Regions from separate parts of the Homo sapiens genome. Here regions 2, 3, 4, 5, 6 and 7 are each linked to region 1. Evidence: chromatin loops called from intact Hi-C (ENCODE). Cell type or tissue: Caco-2. All regions are shown on one strand. Region 1 holds the start of SLIT3-AS2 (SLIT3 antisense RNA 2). Region 2 overlaps SLIT3 (slit guidance ligand 3). Region 3 overlaps LOC105377714 (a long non-coding RNA gene). Region 4 overlaps SLIT3 (slit guidance ligand 3). Region 5 overlaps SLIT3 (slit guidance ligand 3). Region 6 overlaps SLIT3 (slit guidance ligand 3). Region 7 overlaps SLIT3 (slit guidance ligand 3).

Region 1 (4,000 bases):
CATTTATAGTCCTGACACTAAATATGGCCTGTTTATCCAGGGCTCATTGTCAAAGCTGGCTGCAGCAGCAGGACACAGCCCCCTTTGCAAAGCTCTGGGAAGGACCCTGACCTCCCTCCAGTGCTCGCAGCTAAAGCAAGCACACGGCTGAAACGGTCACAGACGTAACATGTACCTGAGCAGTTTTCTGTCCATTGTCAGCATCATCGCTGTGTCCTCTGGGGCCATCCATTTCTTTCTTCCAAGGTTTTCCAGGGGGGACTTCCTCTGTGTGCCTTTGGCCCAAGCACTGTGCCCTGCTTAGCCTGGCACAGACTATTCCATGGGGAGGGGTGTTTGTGGGTAGAAAAATGGGAGGTCCGAATGGAGCCTGGGCCCAGAGCTTCCTGGAATATGAAAAGATACACAGGGGGTTTCTAATTATGGTGCATTGTTTGCAGATTAGCACCAAAATCGGATCAGGCTAATTACAGTAATTGATTTGACTGCAGAAGTGTTTCTGAATGATGTCCCACTGTGATTTTTCCTCACTGGACAGTGGCTGAATTAATGGGACTCTAGCTGGACTGGATGTGCTGGCTGAGGAGAGCCAGCTGCCATCTGGGCATGGAGTTGGGAAGGGGCTGGCGCTGGCTGAGGGAGGGCCCAGAGCAGAGGGGAAGGGAGGTATGGCAGTGAGCGCACTCAGGACCTGCCATCAGTACTCTGGTTTTGCTGCCCAGGGCCAGTGGACATCAACATTGTGGCCAAATGCAATGCCTGCCTCTCCAGCCCGTGCAAGAATAACGGGACATGCACCCAGGACCCTGTGGAGCTGTACCGCTGTGCCTGCCCCTACAGCTACAAGGTATGCTGGAGGCCCTGCCCCCCCGTGTTCATGCCTCAGGCTCCTCCTTCAGCCCTGGCCCTAGAGAGGGGCACCATGCCCTGCGTACCCTCCCTTCTCCAAGGGACAGCCTGGATGAGTCCATCGCACAGGTCACCACTCCAAAGCAGCATTTGCCAGTAACACTGTTCTCTGAACTAGCGGGAGCTGCCAGTCAGAGAGGCCCCCATATGGTCTTGACAAGGATGTCCAGAGAGAAAGAGGAAATGTAACATTTGTATTTTCTTTGTGAAACATGGAGAAATTAAGTCTCAGAGAAAAAGTGTTTCCAAGTAGAGGCATCCCTTGAGCCCACTCTCCCAATTTCCCTTCTAAAGGGATTTCCAGAACCTCCACCCCACCATGCCCCTGCCAAACCCCACCCTCAGAGCAACCAGCCTTGAAAGTGCTGGTTCCAGCTTGATGTAAATATAGGGATTGGGGATTGAAAGGCCTAGGGGCTGCAAACTCACCCAAAAGGTTGATCGGCTAAGATCAGCCAGCAAGAGGATGAGATCCCAGTTCTCCCCTCTGTCCTCCCAGACTACCTCCAAGACAGTCCTTCCTTCTTTCACCCAGAGCACGGTGTCATGCCCCTCTGCTGACCCCTGTGGATATCGACCATGTGCCTCTCACCAGCACCTACCGAGTACAGACTGTGCCAAGTACTGTGCTTGGCATTTTACTCACCTGTTCAAACACCCCCAGCAAACCTAAGAAGGCCTCATTATTCCCTTTTTACGGATATGGAGACTGGGCCTCAGACTGTCAAGAGTTCAACTCAATGTCCGAAGCTTGTAAGCAGTAGAGCTGTGATTAAGACCCTGGGCTTTGTGATTCCAGAACCCAATCCTTTTCCCCTGGAGGGTTTCCTGGATAGCTGAGCCCTTCCTTGGGCTTCACTGGAATCAGCAAAGCTGTGGCTCCATCCTCTTCTGCAGGGCCCGCCCAGCTTCCAGCCTTCCCAGGGCACCCATCCAAAGGCACTGGGCAAGCGCAGAGTTTCAGGACAGCCCCACAGCCTGTCTAATGCACACATCTGATGCAGGTGGAGTGAGAGTGAGCTGGCATCCCCAGGTCTCTGCCCCCAGTGGGATTGTGTGTGCGTAGTGACAGGCTTAGAGGCAGCCTCATTCTGGGGAATGGGACTACCTGATGTATTTCTAGACGATGGCTGTGCTTCTAGCAGATGGTGTCAGAGTGCCACCTATGGGCCTGGGACAAGAGAGCCAAAGGATTCCCTTTGAAGCCAGCCACCTCCAAAGTCTTAAACTTACCACTGAGTCCCAGACCCATACACCGTCATTTCATAAGCTGATTATAAAAATCAGAGAAGAGACTAAATGCATAAGGTCCAGATGAGTGCCTGGCCTTTACTGATGATTCAAAAGAGAACTATACTATGTATGGAATTGAGAATGTTATAAATTCAGTCACAGGGCACCCACACACACAAAAAAAATAATAGGAGGGGAGAATAGAGATTAACAGCAGACATACTCAGGATGTGTGGATCCTCTCAAACTCCCTTGTATGGATTCAGCAGAGAAAATTCAGACTGTGCAATTACACAGAGAAGCAGGTGTGGATTCCAGCTTTGTCATTTACTAGCTGTGTAGCCATTGCTAGTAATTTCATCTGTCTTCCCAGCTGCAAACTAGGACCTGTCTCATAGGTTTGCCGTAAGAATCAAATGTACAGTAATGTACGCAATACACTAGGATGATACCTGGCATTCAGTGAGCACTCAATAAGCTGGCATACTGCTGCCTTTCACCTTTACCCTTGCATGGTGGTCCCTCATACCTGGGTGTGGAATAGGCCATCAGTAACAGGTGGTATGTTGCTAGTTTGATCCAGGATTATCAGTCTATGGCACTGTGAACTGCCAAGAAACTTCAGTCATTCTCCTAGAACTGTGACTGCATTTGTAACATTCTCAATTCCATACATAGTATAGTTCTCTTTTGAATCATCAATAAAGGCCAGGCACTCATCTGGAGCTTATGCATTTATTTTCTTCTCTGATTTTTATAATCAGCTTATGAGATGGGTAGTATCATCCCCATTCTAAAGATAAGGTAAACTGTTTCACATTCTGATTCTTGCTTCCTTCTCTTTAAAACTGGCCTGAGTCTGAAAGTAGTAGAGCTGGGTTTGAAGTCCAGGCTTCTTCCAGCTACACTTGACTGTACTATGAAGCATGACCTGACCGTCAGTGTCAGAGCAAAGAGAGTATCTTCAGAGCTACTGCAGGATAAGGCCACTTGTTTGAACTTTGTTCTCAAGATTCTGAACATCATGTCAATTTTAGAAGAATGTGAACAGAGATTTTGATCTTGAGGAAAGTGTTGAGCCCAGGCAGGTCTAGGGTGCATGATGTTGATGGTGATGGTGAAGATGATGATGGTGAAGGTGATGATGGTGATGGTATCGGTGATGATGACAAAGGTGACAATGGTGATGGTGTTGATGATGGTAATGGTGCTAATGGTACAGATGGTGGTGATGATGATGATAACTATGATAATAACAGTAACATAAGAGCCAGCATTTATTGAGTATCTACTATGTACTGACAGTAGACTAAATAAGGTACATGTATTATCTTGCATACTCCTCATCAGAGCCCTAGAATACAGTTCCTAAAATGACCCTCATTTTACAGTTGAAGAAACTGAGCATGGTAGGTAAGGGAGTTGGGATTCAAAGCTCAGAACCAACTGACTCTAGAAGCTGTGCTCCTGGCCACTGCACTCACTGCCTGTTGGCAAGTGCAGTGATTGCAGGGGCTAAGGTGGAAGATCCCTGACTATTTAGGACCTGTCTGAATTTCCAGGTTAGAGACAAGTAGAGTGTAGCCATGGGAAGAACACCAAGCAGGACCCTCTGGAGCCTGTGCCTATGTGATGCATGACCTTGGACAGAACTCGCTCTTCTCCTCACCTCAGTTTCCTCAGCTGTAAAATGGAGGAGGTTGAACCCAAGGGATCCTTTAACTGAGGGTTGCATCAAATTCTCTGTGCTATGTCCCTGCTTTCCTTCTTGCCGGGGTTAGAGCCCGCCCAAACAGAGCGACTAAGATGGTAGTTCTGCATGAGTGGCTAACAGAAATCCCCAGATACCCACAAAACC
Region 2 (4,000 bases), 490 kb before region 1:
AGTTACCCCACCTGGAGCGACTTTTCATACCCGCACTCCTGTAACTCCCTGAATCCTCACGTACATCCTGTCACAAAACCCAGCCGATTATACCTCACTTCTCTCTCCTACACTTCAGCCACACTGTTATCCTTAACCAGGTCTTCACGCAGAGACCAATCCTCACGTACATCCTGTCACAAAACCCAGCCGATTATACCTCACCTCTCTCTCCTACACTTCAGCTGCACTGTTATCCTTAATTAGGTCTTCATGCAGAGACACTAGTTACCCAAGAACACTTTTAACTGGTTTTCCTGCTTCCGATTTCAACCTCCTCCAAACTGGGCTTACTGCTACTCAGGAGACATGTGTATATGTATGTATGTGTGTGTGTGTGTGTGTGTATTTATATATATATATATAAATATACACACATATGTGTGTGTGTGTGTGTGTGTGTATAGTTTGTTTGTTTGTTTTTTGAGTTGGAGTCTTGCTCTGTTGCCCAGGCTGGCTTGCAGTGGTGTGATCTCAGCTCACCACAACCTCTGCCTCCTGGGTTCAAGTGATTCTCCTGCCTAAGCCTCCCGAGTAGCGGGGATTACAGATGTGCATCCCCATGCCAAGCTAATTTTTATATTTTTAGTAGAGACGGGGTTTCACCATGTTGGCCAGGCTGGTCTCGAGCTCCTGACCTCGTGATCTGCCCACCTTGGCCTCCCAAAGTGCTGGGATTACAGGCATGAGCCACCACGCCCGGCCAGGAGAACTTTTTAAAATTCAAACCAGATTATCACTCCCTTGCTCAAACCCTTTCTCTGGCTCCCTCTTACTATCTGTAAAAAGCCAAACCCAAATTCTTTATTATGGATAAAAAGGCCCTTTGTGGTATGACTGCTGCCTAGTTGTACACCTTCATCACTTGTGTTCGCAGGTCACCTCTGTGTTCTAGCAGTGCAAGCCTGCTTCCCAAATGCTCCTGTCTCCTGGCCCTCCATGGAGTACAGAGCACATACTGCTCTCTCAGTCTAGAAGTCTCCACCTCTGTCTCCTAAAGAGTTCTAGTCATCCTTTAAAACTAAACTCAAAACCATCTTCCTTGGGAAGCCTTCTTTTAACAAGGACTGGGTTAGCTGCTGCTCCATTGTGTTCCCACGACACCTTCGCTTTCAAGAACATGGCAATTTTTTGTTTTCAGGTCTGTCTTCTTCACTAGCATATGACATTTTTAAAAGAAGGGGCTGTATCTTATTCATTTTTGTATGTTCATATTGAAAAACTGGAGAAATGAAAGAATGGATGGATGGGTAAATGGTGGTTGGACGGATGAGTGAATGCTTGGGTAGATGGGTTGGTTGATGCATAGATGGATGGTGGTTGGATGTACAGATAAATGAACAGTTGGATGGATGAATGGTTGAATGGATACATGGATGGGTTCGATGAAGTGGCAAAAACTTCTATTTATATCTTACACCCAGGTACATCTAGAAAGGCCTTTAGTGGTTCCACAAAGACAAGGGCCTATTTCTTAGTGCTTCTCAATTCAGGCTGAAAAGCAGTATGGCTTTGCAACTCAGCAGCCAGTTGGTTTTTTTTTTACCTTTATGCTCCCCATTGTTGCATCAGGAAAGCTGAGGAGTTTTGATCTTAGTGGGAGAGGGAATACCTAGGAAGGCCTTATCCTGTCATTGCCCTGGCCCACATCTCATTTGCTGACTTCCTCAGTTCTGTCCTCATATGAGTTCCATTCAGTCCTGTTCTCCATTCAGTAATCATGGATTTACTTCCAGCTTGAACTATGGCAGGAGATCTCCACCTCTGGACCCAGAGTAACAGAACAGCAGATGGCATGAGTGTACCATGGCCAATAGCCACTGTCTGCACCCGGCACTTACCTGTTTATCAGGAGAACAGCATGTCTCATTCTGTTCATTTTCCTGTTGAGGGGCTGCTTTCACAGAAGCCACATGGGAAGTGTACCTTATGCAGCTTGGAGCCTTCATCATCTTTTCAAGGAAGACTTTCCAGGCCCATATTTACTCAGTAAATATGAGTAAATCCTGGAGTTACCTGGAAATACAGTATCTAGCTCCTTCTGATATTGAGAACCAGCAGGCGACCTGCTCGAGCTTAAGTGGAAAGGTCCCAAGGCTTTTGGGAGCAGAGCCCCACCCATCTGTCCCAGAATCCTCATTCAGGGTTTATGAAGCAGTGGGCAGCACACAATTGGCTAAATTTAGTTATATTTTTATTTTTGTCCAGCCACAAATACCGGCAAAAAACTGAAAATGATTCCTTCCCTTCCAGGAGCCTTGGAGCCAAGCTGGTTTTATTTTTAGCTTCAACTCTGGTTTAGGGTTTTCAGCAAACCGAACACCCTACTCACTGAAGACAGCAGCAAGCTGGGTTTTAGGATTTTTGCCTGGAATGGAGTGTTGGTTCTCTGAATATAACTCTTAAAAGACTTTGTACAGTTGTGACAATAGAGGGTGGTTCCAGACAGACCCACATAGAGACTCAGTTCTTGCCTTAGGGACCTCCAAGAGAGTTCCTTTCCAGGGAAGGCAATGTACACAGGGTGGTTCATTGCCTTGGATGGGTTGGAGGAAGTGGCAACTCTGGATGAAAAGAAACAGAAAAATTAAGAAAGGGAAAGGGAGAGGGAGCTGTTGTTTATTGAAAGGCTTTGAGTAGCATGGTGGTTCAGAACTAGAGCTCTGGAGTCTGACCGACTGGGTGCAAATCCTGCCACTACCACTTCCTGACATTGTGGCCTTGGGGATGGCTTGACCTCCCCAGGCTTCAGGTTCATTCTGTATGAGACAGGATTAATAATGACACCTACCATGAGCACTGCTGCAGTTATGATCCTGCCTGTGTAGCACGTGGCATGGCGTTTGACATGCATGTAGAACTCAATCCATACCATTATCATCACTGTTGTCATGCTCTTATTGCAGTGCTGAACGCTTGCGTAGACACTGTGTCATTTAAGACTCACTGTAACCCATTTTGCAGATCTGAAACTGAGGTCCAAAGGGCTAGATAGCTTGCTTCAGATCCCACAGCAAGAGCACAATATAGCCAGACCTGTGCCCAGCCCCGGTGAATCCCACATACATCACATCAAGCCTTCTCCAGTTCCAACGGCTTCCACCTGTTATCGCTGAGTACATGGGAACTACTCAAAACATAAAAATAGATGTTGCCTCATCCTCCTCTTCCTGGAGTCCCCCTCTTTTTTTTTTTCTACTTTAGTGATGGGAACACACAAAAAGCAGATACTGGCAGTGGTCAAAGAGCACCAGGCAAAATCAGAGACAGACAGTGGAACGGTGATTGCCAGGGGCTGGGAGAAGGAGGGATGGGGAGTTGTTGTTCAACAGGGACAGAATTTCGGTTTTGCAAGATGAAAAAGTTCTGGAGATTAGTTGTTCAATGATGTGAATATACTCAACGCTACTGAACTAACTACACTTTTAGTGTACAGTTTTTTTATTGCTAAGAAGATAAATCTCATGATATGTGATTTTACTGCAATTTTTTAAAAATAAAAAGCACTGGGGTAAGAGTCAGGCTTCCCTCAGCCGGGCACGGTGACTCACTCCTGTAATTCCAGCACTTTGGGAGGCTGAGGTGGGCGGATCACTTGAGGTCAGAAGTTTGAGAACAGTCGGGCCAACATGGTGAAAACCGTCTCTACTAAAAATACAAAAATTAGCCAGGCATGGTGGTGTGTACCTGTAATCTCAGCTACTCGGTAGGCGGAGGTGGGGGAATCACTTGAACCTGGGACATGGAGGTTGCAGCGAGCCGAGATTGCACCATTGCACTCCAGCCTGGGCAACATAGCGAGACTCCGTCTCAAACAAAACAAAACAAGAGTCAGCCCCAGTGGTGGCCAGGGAATTAGAGCTTATCTTATCCAACTTTCCAGCCTTTCCTCCTTGCCTCCTCCTCATCAGGAGTCTCGTGGATGGCTTCCCTGCCCAGTGCTTACCCACTCGCTGCATGG
Region 3 (4,000 bases), 840 kb before region 1:
TAGAGGGGGTAAGTGAAAGTTCTTGCATTTGTTGATTAGATTTGAGACACATAATCTGTTTTCTATTAAAATATGATGTCCTAGCAAAAGCATTTCTGGGGAAAAAACACTAGACAAAATACTAACAAAGATGTATCTATTTTAGTTGAAAAGTCTACCTTATACTCTCTTGGCCAACCAGCTGTCGTTAGATTGATTAATTGGAAAAGGTGAAATATGTATATCATCTAGTTTCTATTTAAGTTTCCAACATTTCCCTTTTTACTGATAATTAAAACATCATTTGAGTCTGTACTTTGAACTTATTTACACCTGATTCCTGAGACCTCCTATTTTCCACAGTAATAAGTACCTTGATAAAAGCTAAGTTCACTATCCTCCTCCTGCTCGTTGTCATATGACAGCACATTCTCACTGAGGAAAAGAATGTTTTGATGTTGTAAGCATCTCTGAATTTTCATAGCTCTGCCTTGCAGTTTCCATATGTTCTAAAAATGCATGGAAATTTCCATAGGAGACACTAAACCTGCCCATCACTTTGGTGTAATGGGCAAGTAGACTTTGTGGAAACTGTTTCCTTACAGAATTCATAGTTTGAAAAATATATCTCACTTCCCTGTGGGATTTGATTAAGTGGAAGGAAGGTACAACACATCTCTTACCACTATTGACATCATAAGGTAAATTAATTATATTCATGAGTCACTCTTAGTACAATCTAGCCAAATCACAGAGATGTCTGAATAGTTCTAACTATAGCCACCATGAGGTTTCATTTGAAGTCACTGCTGCATATTTACAAATAAATACATTTTTGCTGGGTTACCTCTGGAAAATATTATTAAATGGGGAAGGAGCTTGTCTGAGATGAATTCCTTTGAGCAGGAGAACATATTGAAACTACTGTGAATTCTGAATTGGTAGTATTTTTTAGGCTAAGGTCCATCTAAACAGAGATTCCTAGTTCATTTAAGTGTGAGATGTTATGATGAAGTTATTGGTTTCTTCGACTATTCTATTGAAAGAAAGGGGAGAATTTAAAACATATATGGAATTGCTTTATTTTTTGAGACTGTGTCTATACTAGAATGAGATTGACTTCATGAGCTCCATATAAAAATCACCTTCAGCTTCCTGCTATTGAATGCAGCACCATCCTGAACTTGAGACAGCACCATCCTGAACTTGAGACAGCACCATCCTGAACTTGAGACACGGCAACTTATTGCTGCCGTGACATTTTGCTGATCCCAGGCTCCCTTGCTCCAGCTGCTGACTAGGAATCCTCCTGGAGTAGCCTGATCCTGTGGGACCATGAGTGAAGAGCCCACCTAACGCTAAGGATCGTCTCTGCCTGGAATGCTAGACAGACAGACTCTACGACCAGACTGGGAACCTTTAGATATTAGTTCAAGCTTGGATCTAGGCTGACTTTCCCACATTCTTTTAGGCTTCCAATATTGGTAGCCTAAAGTAATGAGCCTCTAGTCTTGGAAGCCAGGTCTAGAGTCAGTTAATTCTCTGAGTCCTGGTCCTATCTATCCCCACTTTCCTTTTCTATCTACCAGCCTATGACATTGGCAGACATCACTGGAATTATAACAGACATGTGCTCAGAAAAGGAAAAAAGACAAATGAACTTGAATATGAGATCTCAAACAACTAGATAGGCAAATCTATTTTAATAATCTCCCAAAGTAAATCTAATGAACTATTGTCTAAGTATCATCTTCTGTTAAGAGTTTTATATATTGTCCTCCTTTTTATTTGAAAGGATAATGGAGAGCTGGTTAGATTTCCAGATGTATTACAATGAGTGGTTAAGTTATAAGCCACTGGATGTCACTCTTAGGCTATGCAAGTGTAGCTAGCTGCAGTGGAGATTTTCCAGAGTAAACTGAAGGTAGAGAGTTACAGGAGATAGCCGGGGATAGAAACCAATTGAACTGTTTGGATAGGTACATTTGAAATGTCAGTGAATTACAGCAAAGTTTACCCTTAGGTTCCTATATATTTTCTCTAGACTCATTTCTCAATGGCAGTTAAACAGGACTAATAATCAGAGAAAAATCCCCTTAGCACCAAAAAGCCAAAAAGGCATTCATTTATCCATTCAATACCTCCATTAATCACATGCTATAAGCAGGGTATTGGGCTAATGAACTATGGGATTACAAGAAAAAGTGAATTCATAGCATGCATACATTTAACTTACTGGAATTCAACTATGGCAAAAAAATGAAAGAAAAATAATATAAATATTGTAGGAAATTCTGCCTGTTATTTCACTCAATGAATTTGTGCCTCGGAGTAATTGTACCTACTGTCTGTCTCTCAGCCTTAAGCCCAGGCTTTTATACTCTGCTCTGTGACACTGGAGGCAGGAATCTGCAGACTGCATTTCCCAGACTTTTTTGCTATCTAGCTTCTGGTTAGGTTCTGCCGACTGGAGGCACTGGCAGGAAATCAGAGGGTGATAGGAGGGTAGAAGGATGCTCTTTCTGTTTTCAGTTCTGGTCGAAGTCCTTCCATCAGTAGCACTCAAGTAGGACTCCAGCTTATTTTAGCATTTCCAGCATTAGTTCCACAGTGGCTCCTTCAGAGGTACCAGTAGGAACTGCCACGTTCCCTCTTAGCACTCACCACTGGAGTCCAAGTAGCAATCACGTGACATCTCCTCAGAGGTTGCTGAGCCAGCTGTGCAGTGACACATTGGTGGTTGGAAAATCTGCTCTGTGGAGACCCTTCCCCCAAGAAATGGTGTCCTGGTAACACTATTTACTCTTTTTTAATCTTCCAGCCCTAAGAATCCTAGCTGCTTTCTATACTACAAATACCAGAGGTACCTGAACACCATTTTTTGTTTGTTTTTTTTTCTTTTTCTCTTTCAGCCCTCCAGACTCTGTATAACTGATCTCCTATATTAAATCACCTCTGTTTGAAACACTTGGCATGATTTCTGTTTCTGTTTTCCTGATGGGATCCTGACTGCAGTAAGAATGAGATGAGAGGCCAGGAACACGCCTGTAACCTCAGCACTTTGGGAGGCTGAGGCAGGTGGATCAGTTGAGGTCAGGAGTTTGAGACGAGCCTGGCCAACATGGTGAAACCCTATCTCTACTAAAAATACAAAAATTAGCCAGGTGTGGTGGCATGCACCTGTAGTCCCAGCTACTAGGGAGACAGGCAGGAGAATTGCTGGAACCCAGAAGGCGGAAGTTGCAGTGAGCCAAGATCGCGCCACTGCACTGTATCCAGCCTGGGCAACAGAGTGAGACTCCATCTCAAAAGAAAAAGAAAAAAAAAAAAGCATGAGATGAGAGACAGCAATGTTCTCTTTTCTTATCCAGTATCACACTTTGTGTACCTTTCATGGTTGAGACATCTCGTAACACTCATGTTTATATTTATATTTTCAAACAATATAAGCCTACTCACCAGCCAACTGGTTGTCAACCAAAACCAGTAGAATGTAAAGCTTCATAAAAATAAAGGATTTAATGATACACTGGCCTGTTCCAGCACTGAGAGAAAACTGGCCATGTTGGACTTAATGACCCATGGTTGTCAAATTGCCCCTTTCTAAGAAATTTCCAAGGATGATTTGGCCAGATAAGACTTTTGCCTTATATTGCTTTATAAACTGAAACTTTAATAACGATGTTTCCATAGCATACTCTTGCAAAGATGAGCAAGACCAGAGTTATTTCCTTCAAAAGCTCTCCAACTAGTAGAAGACATAAGGCATGTGCAAACAGAAAATGCATGGCAACATTTGATGGGAGCAAAACACACAAGGACCAACCCATTTGTCACCAGTTAGTAGTGAGAGTTTACGAAATAGGTTGGAAGAGGAGGAAAACATGATGCACTGGTTCTGCTACAGACTTCATTCACTGGCTTGCTCAGAGCAAGAAATGATCATTATTTCAATTTTAAAGACCTATTTGGAAGAAGATGCTTGCCTGATCATGAACCGTTGCTTAATATATAACTTGTC
Region 4 (4,000 bases), 240 kb before region 1:
TTAACGACCTCTGCAGAAGAGCCTGAAGGGCAGCCAGGTGTGGGAACTGCTAAGCTAGTCCACACTCCTCCCTTCATAGCTCAGGAAGACACACCCAAAGTTGACTCAGCAGATGACCAGAAAGGACCAAATCCCAGGCCCTGACAATTAGTCCCCACCAATGATTTCCAAACCCACTTTAGCAGAGCCCTGCGGTGCTCACAGATGTCTTTGACACTATCCTGGGTAAGAGAATAACCCGGGGGCAGCCCTAATAACAGAGTTCTGGCCTTCTTCATGGTTAATCAGAATCCATGTATATGCTTTAAATATTGGGGTCACATTAGACTTTGTTCCTAGAGCAAGAGCTGCTGAGACAAACAACTGCTAATGGGGGAAAAAAATACAATTGAAATTCTCAGCCCTGCATCTTGCAGTGAAATCAATCCACCAAAGCTTCCTTTTCTTAAAAATCTCCAGAAAGGGAAAATTCCACAACTTACACCTGCCTCAGAAGGACTTGCAAAGTGTCTCCCGACCTCACAATCATTTCTCTCAGGTGCTGAGAGGGAGTTTCTACCTGCAGCCTCACATCCATCTGCAGCCCCCTCAGGCTCCGGCTCTGTTCTCTGTATGCACCTAAATCACATGACACCTAAACCCTGCCTGTTCCAACGGAGCCTCTTCCTTCGCTGAGTCTCCTCTGAACCCAAAAATCCACAGCCCCCGTTTGCTGTGGGGGCTTCTGTTGCCCTTCTGTTGCCATGACTATTAATAGTGGGCAAGCACCCACTGTGTGCCAGGCAGTGCATCAGGCCCCGGACAAGGCAGGGGTGTTGCTGGGGTGGCGCGTCAGGTCCGGCAGAGAAGGGAAAGTGTGGCACACAGTCATTCACTGCCCTTCCTGTGGGTGGCAGTTTTCAGGATAATAATAAAAACAACTTGGCCAGGCATGGTGGCTCAGGCCTGTAATCCCAGCACTTTGGGAGGCTGAGGTGGGCGGATCACTTGAGGTCAGGAGTTTGAGACCAGCCTGGCCAACATGGCGAGACCCCCATCTCTACTAAAAATACAAAAATTAGCCGGGTGTGGTGGTGCATGCCTGTCATCCCAGCTTCTCAGGAGGCTGAGGCAGGAGAGTTTTGAACCCAGGAGACAGAGGTTGCAGTGAGCCAAGATCGAGATTGTACCACTGCACTCCAGCCTGAGTGACATAGCAAGACTCCATCTCAAAAAAGAAAAAAACAAAACAACAACAACAAAAAAACTACCTTTCAGGCTCTCCTTCCCCATTATTGCCCAGCCCCAGCCCTTGGGTCTGCATCCAGCCTCAGGCCCTGCATGTGGGGCACATTCTTCCAGGAGGATTCCACCAAGCCAGCTCAGTGTATGAAGAACCAGGCCCCCACTTTTCACACTGGCAGCCCTGGTGCCTCTGTCAGCCAGGACCCAGGTGGCCCTGCCCCTGACCTGGGCACAGCTGTGGGGCAGAAATCCTCAAGGCCCACCACCCCAGCCTGTTTTTTTTCTTCCTATGCCTCCTTTTTGGGCCACAGTCCCATGCAACATCTCTGCACTGCCACCTCCTGGCCAAAGAGAGCAGTGAGCAGGGGCCTGGGGGAGTGGAGTCCAGGCACCAGGGCGGCAGACGGTGGCTCTCCCTGCAGCTCCCGAGGGACCCAGGGAACATCCCAGAGTGCAGTCTGCAGAGATGACACCCACAGGCCAGGGAAAGGTGATGGGCAGCATCAGCCCAAATGTTCCCCCAGAAAAGTCCCCAGCAGAGGCAAGCATCTGTTTTTTCTCTCGTTGCATTTCTCTTTCAGCCTTTTAGTTTATATTGCCCTTGGTTTCTGTTTAAATGTTTAAATACTTGCATATTTATGTGTGTGTGTGTAGGATCTAATTCCTTTTGTGCAGTGTATGTTTCTTACTTCCATAGACAATACTGACTTTCTCATGCAGATCAAAACAAAGGGGACACCACAATATATAGAAACTAGAAAATGCTAGTGTGAGACATAATAGTAATAATAACAATACACCCCCATACATTCACCATTTAATTGTGAAATCTTTTCTCTTTGAAAAAAAGACTGAGCTAATTTTTAGTTCCAGAAACCTGTTCTCTATCATCAGATGGAGCTGATAAAAGGCTTTGCAAATGGAGAGGTGTTCGAAGGGGAGGGGAGCAGCTGTGTGTTCCAGTAGGTCAAGTTGAAGACACCCTTTCTAAACCCTGGAGTAACTGAGCAAAGAGTAGGGAAGGGGTGAGAATGAGGGATGAAGGCTGGGCTAGGGGGTGAGCGTGTGTCCGGTGTCGAAAGACCCCAGGCAGGCCGCAGAGGGGATTGTGGACCCACAAGCCCCCAGATGCCTGTCCTCTGATGATTCAGGGCCTGTGCTTGCAAATCAGCCCAGAAACCTGCAGAAGATGCTGGAGCCAGGTGGTCCCTGCCATCACCAAGCCTCTCCCCTGGATGTCACTGTTGTGCTGCGTGAACAAGGCTGGGGAACACTATGGGACCATGAGAATCCCTCCCTAACAGCCGCTGCCCCTTGGGGCTTGGGGAGGCACAGTAGGAAAAGGCAGGGCCCAGGCTATCTGCAGGCATTTGGGAGGTTGGGGCCCAATGTCTCCAGCCCAATGCTGCTGCCCCATGGTAGCATCTGTGGGTGATACTAAGGCTCTCTGGTCCTGTAGGTCCTGCAGCAGGACTGATTCTCTATTACAAAGAGGCTGGGGAGGCTGAGAGGACTGGGGTCAACTGAGTCCCCTCCCTTGGTCTCTCAGGCCCTTGGATAGGTTCTCAAATCAGCAGCCATAAGAAAGAGCTAAAGGGTCAACGTGTATAGTGATTGCAAGCACAGACACAAGTCCCAATCCCAGCCTCATTGAAAACCAGCCAGGTAAACTCAGGGAAATTGTTTCATCTCAGAGCCTCACTGCTACCACCTACATTTGATGTGACTCCCCCCTAGCATTGTCGTAAGAATTAAATAAGAATACAGCACATAAAACTTAGTACATAGAGTGCGGCTATTATTGTAACAAGGAATTTAGAAACAGTACGCGAGAAACTTTCCAAGTTCATAGCCTGGGAGGAAAATCTTGTTTCTAATCCAATCATGACATTAAGCACAAGCCCAAAGATTAGAACAAATCAAGAGATATTTGGCCCAGGCCTAGTGGAACCACTGCCCTCTTTCTTTGTACATGGTTTTGGGTTTCCCTAAGACGCTGGCTGCCTCTTCACAGAGCCACATATGCATGCGTTTTGTTGCACGTGTTGGGAGGAGGAAACACCCGAGTTTAGCCCTAAAGCAGTCGGGATTGTTTTCTCTCTCTCAGTGTTGATATATTTGGAATAACTGAAAGCAGACCTAGAACATATTAAAAGTATAGCATGTGGAGAGGGTTCCAGGCGGAGACACAGAACCTCTGTGGAGAGGCCAGGCCAGAATGTGTGATCATCTCTCTTGCCTAAGACCGGATACTGGGCCGGGCGTGGTGGCTCATGCCTGTAATCCCGGCACTTTGGGAGGCTGAGGTAGGCAGATCATAAGGTCAGGAGTTCAAGACAAGCCTGGCCAACATGGTGAAACCCTGTCTCTACTAAAAATACAAAAATTAGCCAGGCATGGTGGCACATGCCTGTAGTCCCAGCTACTTGGGAAGCTGAGGCAGGAGAATCACTTGAACCTGGGAGGTGGAGGTTGCAGTGAGCATTGCGCCACTGCACATCAGCTTGGGTAACAGAGTGAGACTTTGTCTCAAAAAAAAAAAAATGTGGATACCAATCACGAAGCTTTTGATCTTCCTTTGGTTTTCTTTTCTGGAATGCAGTTTTGCATGGTCAGTCATTAAAGCAACTCCCTGATATGTTATCAGTGTGATGTGACTTTGTGGGGCATGAGCTAGCAGGGTCCCATTCCCTTTCCAGAAGTTGAGTGTCAGTGTTGCCAATCTTCTGAGCTGAACAGGTACCACCCTGGGGCCTCTCCTTCCCTCCTTCCTCTT
Region 5 (4,000 bases), 170 kb before region 1:
CAGGGAGACAGGTCTCATTCTGGCTTCACTCAGGAAATGACATGAGTTGGGTCTTGAAGGATGCATAGGAGTTCATCTAGGGGAAATGTATTGCAGGAAGAAGGAACAGCATGTGAAAATTCACCAACATATGTAAAGGGACAGAGGTGTGTGAAAGAGTTGATGCTCGTGAGAGATTTGTGGCTGGAGTATAGCTAGCAAGAGAGGCAATAAAGAGCAATGAGGTTAGGGAGATGGGGAGGTGCAGGAAGGTAGGACCTAGAACCCCATGATCCATAGAGCAATGGGGGTTTATTGGGGGGTTCCTAATAGGGGAGTGGCATGATCAGATTTTCACTTAAGAAAAACAGCTTCAGCAGCAGTGGGGAGGGTAGATTGCTGAGAGGCAGAGACTGAAGCTGTGTGGGCAGAGAGGAGACTTGTGCAGTTGTTCAGAAATATGGGGGACCTAAATCGAGCAAGTAAAGTGGATCTAAAAAGGCAGAGTCAAACTGCAGGGACTCAGGGGCTAGCTGGGTGGGGGAACTGAGTGCCTGTTACCAGGGCTTATCAACCAGAGACAGAGGTGTACTTCAGTGCAAGCCGGCTCTGACGCAGGAAGAGTGCCTGGCTCTCGTCTCAAATGGGGTGCTGCATCTTGAAGGGGGATTTAGGAAAATCTGCTCATCCGAGGCAAGGCCATGCAGATTTATCATCTCTGGGAAGTGCAGCAAGTTCCCCAGCCTTTCCTGCTTTGCATTCCTGACTGAGAGTGTCAGGTTCAGAATTGCTGCTAGAGGAAGTTGCACTGGGCCCCAGTTTGCTGAGTGCTACCTAAAAATGCTATCTAAAGACAGGGGTCATGTCTACCTTCCTGCCTGCCTCCCTCCACCCTTCTCTTTCCCTTCCTTTCTTCCTTTTTTTCCTCCCTCTTATCCTCCCTTCCCCCTCATTCCTTCCTGTTTCCCTCCCTTCCTCTCTTCCTGTCTCCCTTTCTCCTTTCATTTCTTTTTCTTTTTCTTCTCTTTCTCCTTCTCTTTCTTCTTCTTCTTCTTCTTTTTTTAAGGCGGAGTTTTGCTCTTGTTGCCCAGGCCGGGGTGCAGTGGCGCAATCTCGGCTCACTGCAACCTCCGCCTCCTGGGTTCAAGTGATTCTCCTACTTCAGCCTCCCAAGTAACTGGGATTACCGGTGCCTGCCACCACACCTGGCTAATTTTTTTGGATTTTTAGTAGAGACAGTGTTACACCATGTTGACCAGCCTAGTCTCGGACTCCTGACCTCAGGTGATCCACCCGCCTTAGCCTCCCAAAGTGCTGGGATTACAGGCATGAGCCACCATGCCCGGCCACCTTCCTCCTTTCATTTCTCCCTCCTTCCTCCTCTTTCTTCTTTCTTTCTCTCCCTCCCTTCTTTCCTGTTTTCTTCCCTTCTCACTCTCTTCTTCCCTCTCTCTTCCTCCCTCCCTTCCTTCTTCTCTCTTCCCTCTTCCCCCCTTTCTCTCTTCCCCCTCTGTCTTCCTCCCTTCTTTCCTCTTTCCCTCTCTTCCCTCCTTCCTCCCTCTCATTCTTTCTCCCTCCCTCCTTTTCTCCCCCGCTTCCTCCCTTCTTTCCTCCCCCTCTTCCTCCCTTCTTTCCTTCCTTTCTTCCACTCTTCCTTTTTATTCCATTCATTGTTACACAAATTACCACTGAGCCCTTACTCTTGTCAGACCTGAAGCAAATCTTAAGAAAGATGACTAAGACACGGTCCTGCTCTAGTGAATTTTTGTCTACAGGGGGAGACATGCACAGCAAGCATATATCACAGGATAAGCACGCCCCAGGGCACTCTTCTCTATTTGCCCCGGGGCCAATGGCATAAGTGCTCGATAAATACCAGCTGATTAGTTAAATTTCCTGAAATGAGAAAAATAGTAGAAGAAACAGGTAGATTTGACTCCATTAGTCTGATAAAGACATATACAGTATTATCTAAAAGCAAGGAGAGAGTGGTGGTAAATGCCCCATCCCAGAATTTCTGCCTGGGATTGGAAGTTGCATTGGTGACAAGTAGAATTTCTTCTAGGCCAAGATGACACAGTTTCATAGACAGTACCACAGGTCTTCTGGCAGACTTTGCATATTTCCTAAAACACCCCTCCCTGCGTTATAACTGTCTACTCAGCTGTCCTCCTCCTCCTATAGCCTGTAAGTTACGTAAAAGGAGAGGTTGAGTCTGCCTTTTTCATTGTTCTGTTTTTAAGAGTTAGTCCTATGCCTAGTATGTAATGCTCAATAAACAATAAGCGAAGGAATAAATGACTTGCAGAACAAAGAGACTCCCGTTTTTAGGGAACAGCTGAAACCCTGAATGAATGAATGAATGAAGGGGCATGATGATATCCTAGCAAAGAAGAATAAAGTCAAGGCAACAAGAAGGAGCCCAGAGAAGCACTGATGTTTTTTCAGGATAATGGAGACTATTATTTTAAAGCCAGCAGTACAATTTATTATCTGAGACAATTTGATTTGTGGACGAATTTTTTTTTTAACTCATTACAAGTATTTAACCCCTTTGAGCACTAAATGTACAGCAAGCAAGTTGTTTAAAACAGGCATATAAAATATAATCCTGTCTTTTATATACTCTGGCAAAAAGGAACAGTGATTCTGACCCCCTCAAAGTACGACTCAGGGGTCTTAGGAGACATTTGCCATTGGACTGAGTCTTTGCCTGGTGATTTTTAGCTCCACAGAGAAATGTAAGGGACTTAGGAGGAGATGAGTATTAACATGGAGATCATACTTTGAGGCTCTGGTATTCGTTGATGTTCTGATTCTTTATCTTATTGGGACCAAGTGAGTATAGTGATTAAAAGTATGAGTTTTGGAATCAGGTTTGGTTTTTTTTTTCAGCTTTGCCTCTCACTACCTATGTGAGCTTGGGCAGGTTTCTCAACTCTTAGTCTATAAAATAGAGAAAATACTAGTGAGGAGTCCAGGAGGGAGAAACTCTGTGCCTCGCATTTGTACGTTGCTTTCTGGTTTGCACGCAGCCTTCACGTGTATTATCTTATCTTTGAGAGAGAGAGAAAGTAAGTCTCGCTGTCAACCAGGCTAGAGTGCAGTGGCAGGACCTTGGCTTACTGCAGCCTCTGCCTCCTGGGCTCAAGCGATCTTCTGCCTCAGCCTCCCAAGTAGCTAGGATTACAGGTGTGAGCCACCACACCCGGCTAATTTTTTTTTTTTTTTGTAGAGACAGGATTTTGCCATGTTGCCCAGGCTGGTCTTGAACTACTGGGTTCAAGTGATCCGCCTGCCTAAGCCTCCCAAAATGCTGGGATTACGAGTGTGAGTCACTATACCGGCCATATGTATTATCTTGTTTAATTACTGCAACAGTCTTGCAGGACCACTAGGGAAAAGTTGCTTATCCTCTAGGTATAGAGGTGGAAATTGAGGCTTAAATTCAGAAACTCTCCCAAGGCCACAAGGCCACAGAATGGGTCATGGCAAGGCTACAGCGGGATCCCAAGATTAGCGTGGACTCTCAGGCAGTGTTTTTCTGAGAGATTGGCCGGGAAAAACCCTGAGATTTGGTGAGCATGGAGGGATGCCTGGAAGGAAACAGCAGATACAGACAGATTCATGGGGAGTGTTGGAAAAGCATTTCTGGCTTGGTATCAGCCAAGACCCAAGGTAGGAGCAGGCTGTGAAGGTCACAGTTGGGACAGAATTTCCAAGAAGACCATCAAGATTGTCTGAAAGTATGAACTTTTGGCCAGGCACAGTGGCTCATGCCTGTAATCCCAGCACTTTGGGAGTGCAAGGCAGGTGGATCATGAGGTCAGGAGATCAAGACCATCCTGGCTAACACGGTGAAACCCCGTCTCTACTAAAAATACGAAAAATTAGCCGGGTGTGGTGGCGGGTGCCTGTAGTCCCAGCTACTCGGGAGAGGCTGAGGCAGGAGAATCACTTGAACCTGGGAGGCAGAGGTTGTAGTGAGCTGAGATTGTGCCACTGCACTCTAGCCTGAGCG
Region 6 (4,000 bases), 280 kb before region 1:
ATCATTGGGGTGAAAATCCAGATCTCTGAGCTGATTTTCTACGTTTCTTGTTCATTCTCTCTGATCTTCTCGTTTTAGGGTGGCTATGGGAACAGTGACTACCAATTACTTTCCTGGGTCTTTGCCCTGCTTTGCACTAGTTTGTGCCTGCATTTTCCATTCTGGTGGATGTTGGTTACCACTCAGATTTGCCTCACTCTTTTAGGATACAACTAGTTCGCGCTTTAGAACTTTCAGAATTACATTAGATGCAGAGATGTTAGCTGGAACTTGTCACCTCACATTCTCCCTCTGCTCGGGCTCTCCTCCTTACCCCAAAGAGCGAGACAAGTGTGGCAAATCCCACCTGAAAGTTTGCTGCAAGTCTCCTGCTGTGTTTTCAGCAAATTCATTTCAGGTGGCTGTGCCTAAGTTTGCAGCTCATCTTCTATTTTGTAGAAGAATCACTTGGGTGGTTCCTTCCTCTCATAGGTGCTTTCCTTCCCTGTCAAGTTTGTTTTGGAAACCAACTTTTTAAACTTTTTGTTACTAATAAGAATTTTGTTTTGTGGGAATTCCTAACCGAAAACAAAACAAAAGATCATTTCCTAAGGATGTATGCTTACCATATTCCGTCTTGTATGGATTTGCCTGCTTTTCATGTCTTTGCAAAAGAGGCATTCTTTCTGTTCTGTTCTGCAAGGCTCCTGTATTTGGTGTAGCTTTCTAATAAAATACTTGAATTCAGTGGTGTGTCTCTGAGGCAAATTAATTTAGTGCCATGGTTGAGACTGAAGATGTAAATGTCCAATAACATTGAGAGCAGGAGTTTGCTTTAGCAGGATTTGTTAATGAAAGTACATCCAGAAACTTTCACTTTCTGCAGTGAACAGTGAGGACAAATGCTGGCCTGGCTGAGATGGGGAGAGTGGTGTGCCAAGGAGATCCCAGGAGAGAGATGCTGATTCTTTTCTCTGGAGGCAAAACCCAGGAAGGCTTTCGAGGCTCAATTCTAGTGCTGCCTGCCCCTGGGGGGGGGTCTCCTAGTTGATTCTCCTCCAGTGTGCCAAAGTGAGATCCGTGAAGATTTTCCATCCAGGTGAAATTTAAATCCCACCCATTCACCCTTTTATATAACGTATGCATGTTAATTGCATCCCTAAGTATTTGGTTGGAAGTTTGCTTTAAGTTAGATCTCGCAGTCTTCCTGAGTTCTGCCCTGTTTTGCTATTTCCCAGAAGCTCTTTTGAGGGAACGTCCAGGAAGCCACACACCCTCCTTCTATACCCTGCAGCTCCAAGTGGTCGGGAGCCCTTGGAAAGAGCTGAGAGTTAGACTCAAGGATCTGGGTCCTTCCCTGCCAGCCCAGCCATGTGACCTGGGCAAGACCATTCTACTCTCCCCATCATGCAGGATCTGAGTGTTGTCTGTGTTCCCTTCCAAATATAAAATTATGGAATTGTAGGACTTTGGGAAATTGCATGTCCACAATTTCTTTTTCCATGGGAAAAAAAGGGAAACCATATCTATGGAGTTACAGTGGAGATGTAGCAGAGATGCCCTAGAGCGAGCAACCATCTGTGTTTGCCTAGCACGGAAGGATTTTCCAGGACACAGGGCTTCCCGTTTTAAAACCCAGAAAGTCTCAGACAAAATGGTCACCATAGGTGCACATATGGTCCATTCACCAGACTCCCTGACACCTTAATACAGGTGCAGGATGGCGAAGCCCAGCCTAGGGAGGTTTCTAAACCCCGCAGGCTTTCTGATGGAGTGTGGCTGAAAGAAAGGGGGAGACAGGTGCCAGCCACATTCCCTAGAAGAGAACACCTTAATGTGCAGTTGACTTGTTTGATCTGCTTCAGCTGTGACACAGTGGTCCCATGTGTACAGGTAGTGCACTCACAGAAAATGGAACCAGGGGCCTATGAGGATATTCAGTCCCCCCACCTACCTAACACCGAAAAAGAAGTCATCTATATATTCCATAAGAAATCATTTCGTTCTTTCCCGTTCTGGAAATAAAAGCTTCCTCCATAATGGGTGGGCTGCCACCTTGTGGCCATGAGTGGGAATGTGGGAAAGTACAGGTAACCACAGAGGACTAAATGCCTCTGGGTTTAAATCAATTCGGTTCCTATAGGGTACGAGGCAGTGAGCTAGATGCTTGTGTGGCTAAGACTATCATTATGTTACCAAGGGTAGAGCTTTACTGTGTGCATGTGATAAATACGCTTAGCAGTTTGCATGTAGTATCTCCTATAGTGTGCTTAACAACCCTGACAGGCAGGAATCATCACCATTTTACAGATGAGGAAACTGACACTCAGAGGTTAAGTACATTTTTAAGGTGACACAGCAAAGAGCTAGGATTTGAAACCAGGATTGGCTGGCCCTAAAGCTCATGGTCTGGACCACTAGGCTATACTGCTAGAGAGATTAGCGTGAATAGAAAAATAGGACCACATAGATAGTCTGGGTGGGAGAAATAGGTCATTGTGAATATGTGGGAGAGATTAACTTGGTGAACATAAAGGAAGAATGCAAAGCAGGGAGTGACTCTGACATCAAAAGCAGTGGAATCCAGAGTAAAGAGGGAGAGAGAACTAGAGTTGTCAGGATTCCAGGTTAAGGGGAAGGTGGGATTTGAAGTAGCTGTTGAAGGATGGATAGGAATCAGATCAACAGAGAGAGCTACAGCTTAGTGACCATTAATAAGCTGGCCAAGTCCGTGTTTGATAAATATTAGCCTTCTTTTATTTTTTGAGATGGAATCTCGCTCTGTTGCCCAGGCTGGAGTGCAGTGGCATGATCTCAGCTCACTGCAACCTCTGCCTCCCGGGTTCAAGCGATTCTCCTGCCTCAGCCTCCTGAGTACCTGGGATTAAAGGTGCGTGCCACCACGCCCGGCTAAATATTAGCCTTTGTAAACAATGTGTATATCATGAGTTAAACCCACACTAAAGGCTTTTTATATATGTATCTCATTAATGTGCAAAGGCCCTGCAAGGTCTTTGTTGTTATGACCCCCATTTTATAGGTGAGGAATCTAAGCAGTAGAGAGGTGGTCACTCACCCATGGTCACATTCATAATAAAGGAGTCACAATGTGAACCCACGTCCTTCTGACTCCAAGCCTGTGCTAAAACTGCTTGTGGTGGAGAAAACTCCCACTAGCACAGGAAGGGAGGGCCATGCTCACAGCATGCCTGGATGGTCCAGGTCATGCAAGTTATGATAAAGGAGAGAGCGTGCAGGGGTGGGATGGACGAGGACACTGAGAATGGAGATGGGGGCCTGGATGCTGATGTTTTCGCTGATAAATATGTTGAAGCCTCTCCCTGCAGCTACCAATGTACCAATGTGAGCTGAAAAGCATCATGGTACCCAAAGGGAGAGGAGGGCTATGGAGGCCATGTAAGAAGGGCGCCACCGTCCAAATATTTCCTTTCCCTTATCTACACCACTGGGAAGTGCGGTGCATGGCTCCTTCACAAACTGACCGATCTCAAGTGGGTTAATTCTCCCCTTTTGGCCTCCATTTCATCATCTATCATATAGGGATCGTGATTTTTGCCCTACGTCATGAAATTTGCCTACTTAGCATCTAGCACTGTCAGGGAATTGGGAGAACCAGACGTAAGAAAAGACATGAAAGAACTGAAAAGTATGAGGTATATTACATATTCTGATTTTGTAAACTGAATGCATATGCCTTTTGAGAAGACTCAGTGTCAGCCCCTTATAGAAGGCATTTCTTCGTGAGGCTGGACGTTTCATTTGAAAAGCCTTACTACATGATGAAGTGCCTTTCAGTCACAAGGTTTTAGGGAAAGCAAACCCAAGTTTAAAAAGAGATGATTGACTTATGGGTCTGAAAAGCTTGGGAGTGCGGCACTCCCAGGCATGATTTAACCAGGGGTTCAAATACAACCACCATACTCTGTCTCTGTATCTCTCTTCCTACCCCCCGCCATCATCCCTCCTTTCCTTCTCTTGTTTTTTCTGCATTGGCTCCATT
Region 7 (4,000 bases), 180 kb before region 1:
ACAGTCTGGGGACATAGGTTTAGCCAGCTGTAGAACCTGACACTATCCCTCACCCTCCTCAAAGCAACATGCTGGCACTGCTTAATGCTAGATGAGGTGCCTGTGGGACCCCCACTTTGCATGGACCTGTGGAAATGCAATTTGAAATTATCGTGCCTGTCACTAAGAAGGTCTAGGGGCCCCCAGGAATCTCTGGGACTCTCGAGTAAGCTGAAGTGGTCATCCCCCATCAGAAAATCAGAATGGGCAGGCTCTGTTCCAATCCCCTGTGACAAAGGCAGATTGTCCTGAGCAGCAGAGGACAGCACTGAGAGATGGGAGATTGAGCGGCGTTGACCCCACAGTGGGGGAGGAATGCCGTGTGGGGGTTGGGGGGATGGGGGGCAGGGGGTTGTCTCCGGGAGGTGGGAAAACAGAGAATTGGGTGCAGTGTGTGCAACAAATAACCCAGCCTCTTGGCTCGTGGCCTGGAGGTGCGAGACCACCCACAGAGCCTGCCCTGGAGGCGAGCTGCTCCGCCTGGTAACCATTTCAGCAACGGCCATCACTTGAAGAACAATGTGAATGCTTGTAGCAGCCTGGGGCCCGAGACCAAACAGCCGCCATACACTCTGACCGCAGAGGCAGCAGCCTGGGTGGGGGGGATTGTTATCATTTAATGAGATGCAGATCAAGACAGCCTGGGTCTTTAATGCAGTGTGCCTCTTCTCTTCTTGTTTAGAGATTTGAGTGAAAACCAGATCCAGGGGATCCCGAGGAAGGCGTTCCGCGGCATCACCGATGTGAAGAACCTGTAAGTGATGTTTTCCTTGCTTCACTACGTATGTGGCTAACTTGGGCTCTCTGACCAGAGTGAGGGTGAGGGATGGGACAAGAGGGTGGTCCAGGTGCCTTCAGAGATGAAATTGAGGGCTGTGCTTGAGTGATTTCTAGGGAACACACGTTGGATGCCACAATACTGTCACAGAAACCTGTGCTTTGCTGGTTAGTCATCCCCAGATATGAGCACTGGAGCCTCAGTGCCTGCTGAGTTAGAGCCTGGCCCTACAGAGCCTTGGTGCAAGCCAGCTTTGCCCAGCATCATTATCATCTTCTGTAAAATGGGGATGGTAACCTTGTGGGCATGTTTTGTGCAACTGAGAAAGTGTTCAAAAGGAAGAAATATCTTAGTGCCTCATACATAGTACGTGGTCAATCAATTGGAACCTTGACGATGATGGTGCTGAAGCTCTCACTCTTATTAATAGGCTCATCATCGGCTCCTGAGAGAGCATGGGGACTTACATCCCAGGAAGTTGGAGAGACATAGCCAGATCCATTTCCACTGGCCTAGGATTTTTTTTTAAACTTTTTATTTTAAAATGATTTTTGATTCGCAGGAAGTTTCAAAAAATAGTAGACAAGTCCGTATACTAGTTTCCTCCAATGGTAGCATCTGACATAACCGCAGTACAGTATCAACACTAGGAAACTGGCATTGGTACAATCCACAGACCTTAGTCTTCAGATTTCACAGCTCCACGTGTGCTCACTTGTATACGCCTGTGTGAGCGCAGGCATAGGTAGTTCTGTGTGATTTCATCACGTGCAGATTTGTGCAGCTGTCACCATAGTCAAGCGCAGGACTGTTCCAGCGTGACATTTTTGAACTTTGACGATTTCCTACCTGGCTTCTCCTACTGACCCCTTATTCGTGACTCCTGGGCCCCTACAAGGACTATGCCTTGAATTTTCTGCCTAAACCTTTGTGCCCACGGGGTCGGAACATGCTTTTGGAGAGGGGTAGGGAAGAAGGTCTGATTTGGCTGAGCAAGCACTTCTGCCCAGCAGCCTTCTCTGCAGCCCCAGATTCAATTTGAGACGTCTTAAGGGAGGCTTAAAAAAAAGACATTGTCACTTTTCCCTGTAATGAATGCAGGGGTTTTAGTTTACTGGCACACTCAAGGCAGCTGGTGATGGCTTCCAGATGCAGGTTATCTGCCTCCCCTGTGGACTTAGCGGAAAGCTTTTGGTGTTTTACATGCAAAGCACGCAAGAGGGCAGAGGCGTCTCTGGGGGTGGGTGGAGGGAACAGAGAAGCAGAGAGGACTTCGCAAGGGGCTCAGGGACAAGGAGGCCGCCTGCTGCTGCTTCTGAGGGTGTTTTCCCAAGAGCAGGAGAGGGCGGGGTGGAGCAGCCACACCCACAAAGAATGGGAGCTCCTTTGCAGGACAGGTGTAGGCTTCTCGCAAGAAACAGCCTCCTGAGTTTATATCTTCCTGAGAAAATGAGATACAGAAAAGCCAAACCTTCAAAACCACTAAATAAATAATGAGAGATCTCTCATCCTGAACTGGCACTTTTAACATGTCAGAGCGCTTTTCTAGTATTTCGTTCCATGCATTCCAAGAACTCAAGACTGTTCACATGAACCAAAAACAACTATGTTAATTAGCCTGCCAGAACGTCAGGGTATGAGAAAATGGAGGCCCAGAGAGGGGCAGTGACTAACTCAGGGTCAACCAGCTTTCTGGTGGTTGAACCCCAAAAGAACATTTTGCGTATATAAAGTGATATATCAGTCAGATCTCATGACACTAATTTTAAATGGATCCATTAACCAAAAAGAACATATTGTAGTGATGTATAACCAGAGCTGGACAGTTAATTGCTGACTATGTTTTTGATTGTTAAGAAAGTGAATAAATCCCACAATTGTTCTTAATAGTTGCTAGGGTTTCTCAGATTTTGTTTTACAGGGTCTCTTTTCCCCTCTTACAATATCTCTAACTACGCAAAGGCCTCAGGACTTGAAAGGTTCAAGATTCTACAAACCCAGACTCCTAAGTCACTCCAGCACCCACCATCAGACCACCCTCTAAGCCATGCAAATGTGTATTACTCAGGATCCTAAACTCAGTGAGGATCTTCTCTTTGTTTATACTCACTACTAGCAGCTGGGCTTGCGGGGAAGAAGGAAAGGGGAGTGAATTCACTGCCTAAAGGATGAATTAACCAAAAACACCTAAGGGGAATTGAATACTGTGTACCTCTAATCAGTTCAGTCAGCAGGCACTTGTCAGGCAGGACCCAAAGGCCCCAGAGGTACAATTCATGTTCTCCAGTAGCTTACAGTGTAACTGGGGACAAGAATCATGTACATACAAGAAAATGTTTAGTAAAGTACCAATCAACATGAAAGTTGGCTAATAAGTAGCTATACGTAATGAGGGGCTGTCAGAGCTCAGAAGGAACAGACAGCTTTAGGCAATGTAGCCTAGCGGTTAGAAGCATGGTTTTGGCGGTCTGATAGAAGTATGTATGAATTCCATGTGTTCTAGGTTCTTAGTCTGTGATGTTAAGTACATTACTTGACACTTCTAAGCCTATGTTTCCACTGTATAAAATGAGGATAATAGTTGGACTTACCTCCTAGGGTTTTTGTGGAGGTTAATAAAATAATGCATATGAATAACTTAGTCCTACGCTTGATGCATGAAAGGTATTTAGAAAGTTCTAACTACTGTTGCTGCTGTATTCCTTTGTTACAATAGTGAAGACTGTAGCTGGGCCTGAATGGTGGTTAGAATTCACAAAGTAATAAAGATAGTACGTGCAAAGTGTAAAGGCAAAACTGTATAAGATGTGTTTCCAGCAGAGACATCTCATGGGAGTGGAGGGATCTGGGGCAGAAGAGTGTGTGATTGGGTTAGAAAGAGAGGTGGAAGCCGGTTGCTGGAGAGCCTTGACTGCGAGGAGCATGGGCTTTAGATGTAGGCACTGAGAATGTGGATGGCTTTTGCCCTGGGACAGATCACGGTGAAAACATTTGTTCTGGAAGGGGAACCGGGGACAGGAGGAGGTGGCAGAAGGAAAGGTCGGGGCAGGAGATGAGGCTGTAGTCCAATGTGAGGGTTTAGGCTCGTATCTCTCTCTCACGCTGTCTCTTGGGAGAGAGAAGCAGGAAGTGGAGAAAGAGGCCAAAGTAAGCAGTCCCTGGGGACAAAATCAACAGAGCTTC

Evidence for each region. Hi-C counts contacts between places; a loop is a spot of excess contacts. Peaks named below come from ENCODE experiments on the same cell type or tissue, not always from the same donor. Only the 100,000 strongest peaks of a DNase experiment are listed, where the experiment ranks them.
Region 2: a loop joins it to region 1, with 21 times the contacts of the local background. A loop is called at or near these places in 4 of 110 quality-filtered maps.
Region 3: a loop joins it to region 1, with 18 times the contacts of the local background. A loop is called at or near these places in 7 of 110 quality-filtered maps.
Region 4: a loop joins it to region 1, with 11 times the contacts of the local background. A loop is called at or near these places in 35 of 110 quality-filtered maps.
Region 5: it touches region 1 in a loop (3-fold over the local background); 9 of 110 quality-filtered maps call a loop at or near these places.
Region 6: a loop joins it to region 1, with 11 times the contacts of the local background. A loop is called at or near these places in 16 of 110 quality-filtered maps.
Region 7: a loop joins it to region 1, with 14 times the contacts of the local background. A loop is called at or near these places in 9 of 110 quality-filtered maps.

What each region holds. Positions count from the first base shown.
Region 1 is chr5:168,704,823-168,708,822 of GRCh38, reverse strand. It overlaps SLIT3 (slit guidance ligand 3), which reads left to right. Exons shown (of 36, transcript NM_003062.4): 26 at 723-847. SLIT3-AS2 (SLIT3 antisense RNA 2) reads right to left here and starts at 1,896. Exons shown (of 7, transcript NR_130737.1): 1 at 1,556-1,896; 2 at 176-386. In Caco-2, a CTCF peak has its summit at 2,080 (motif pointing left); a DNase peak (open chromatin) is centred at 2,032.
Region 2 is chr5:169,195,396-169,199,395 of GRCh38, reverse strand. All of the region lies in intron 3 of SLIT3 (slit guidance ligand 3), which reads left to right. Among named protein-coding and RNA genes, the nearest start is that of MIR585, 66 kb to the left of the region's middle. In Caco-2, no CTCF peak of the experiment used is centred here; no DNase peak of the experiment used is centred here.
Region 3 is chr5:169,546,355-169,550,354 of GRCh38, reverse strand. The region is part of intron 2 of LOC105377714 (a long non-coding RNA gene); the gene reads left to right. The region is part of intron 3 of LOC105377715 (a long non-coding RNA gene); the gene reads right to left. Among named protein-coding and RNA genes, the nearest start is that of SPDL1, 35 kb to the left of the region's middle. In Caco-2, a CTCF peak has its summit at 1,838 (motif pointing right); no DNase peak of the experiment used is centred here.
Region 4 is chr5:168,945,015-168,949,014 of GRCh38, reverse strand. All of the region lies in intron 4 of SLIT3 (slit guidance ligand 3), which reads left to right. Among named protein-coding and RNA genes, the nearest start is that of SLIT3-AS1, 66 kb to the left of the region's middle. In Caco-2, CTCF peaks have their summits at 1,568 (motif pointing left) and 2,464; DNase peaks (open chromatin) are centred at 1,574 and 2,454.
Region 5 is chr5:168,872,677-168,876,676 of GRCh38, reverse strand. The region is part of intron 5 of SLIT3 (slit guidance ligand 3); the gene reads left to right. Among named protein-coding and RNA genes, the nearest start is that of MIR218-2, 110 kb to the right of the region's middle. In Caco-2, a CTCF peak has its summit at 1,771; a DNase peak (open chromatin) is centred at 1,776.
Region 6 is chr5:168,985,792-168,989,791 of GRCh38, reverse strand. The region is part of intron 4 of SLIT3 (slit guidance ligand 3); the gene reads left to right. Among named protein-coding and RNA genes, the nearest start is that of SLIT3-AS1, 25 kb to the left of the region's middle. In Caco-2, a CTCF peak has its summit at 2,024 (motif pointing left); a DNase peak (open chromatin) is centred at 2,031.
Region 7 is chr5:168,880,058-168,884,057 of GRCh38, reverse strand. SLIT3 (slit guidance ligand 3) reads left to right here. Exons shown (of 36, transcript NM_003062.4): 5 at 722-793. Among named protein-coding and RNA genes, the nearest start is that of MIR218-2, 110 kb to the right of the region's middle. In Caco-2, no CTCF peak of the experiment used is centred here; a DNase peak (open chromatin) is centred at 2,059.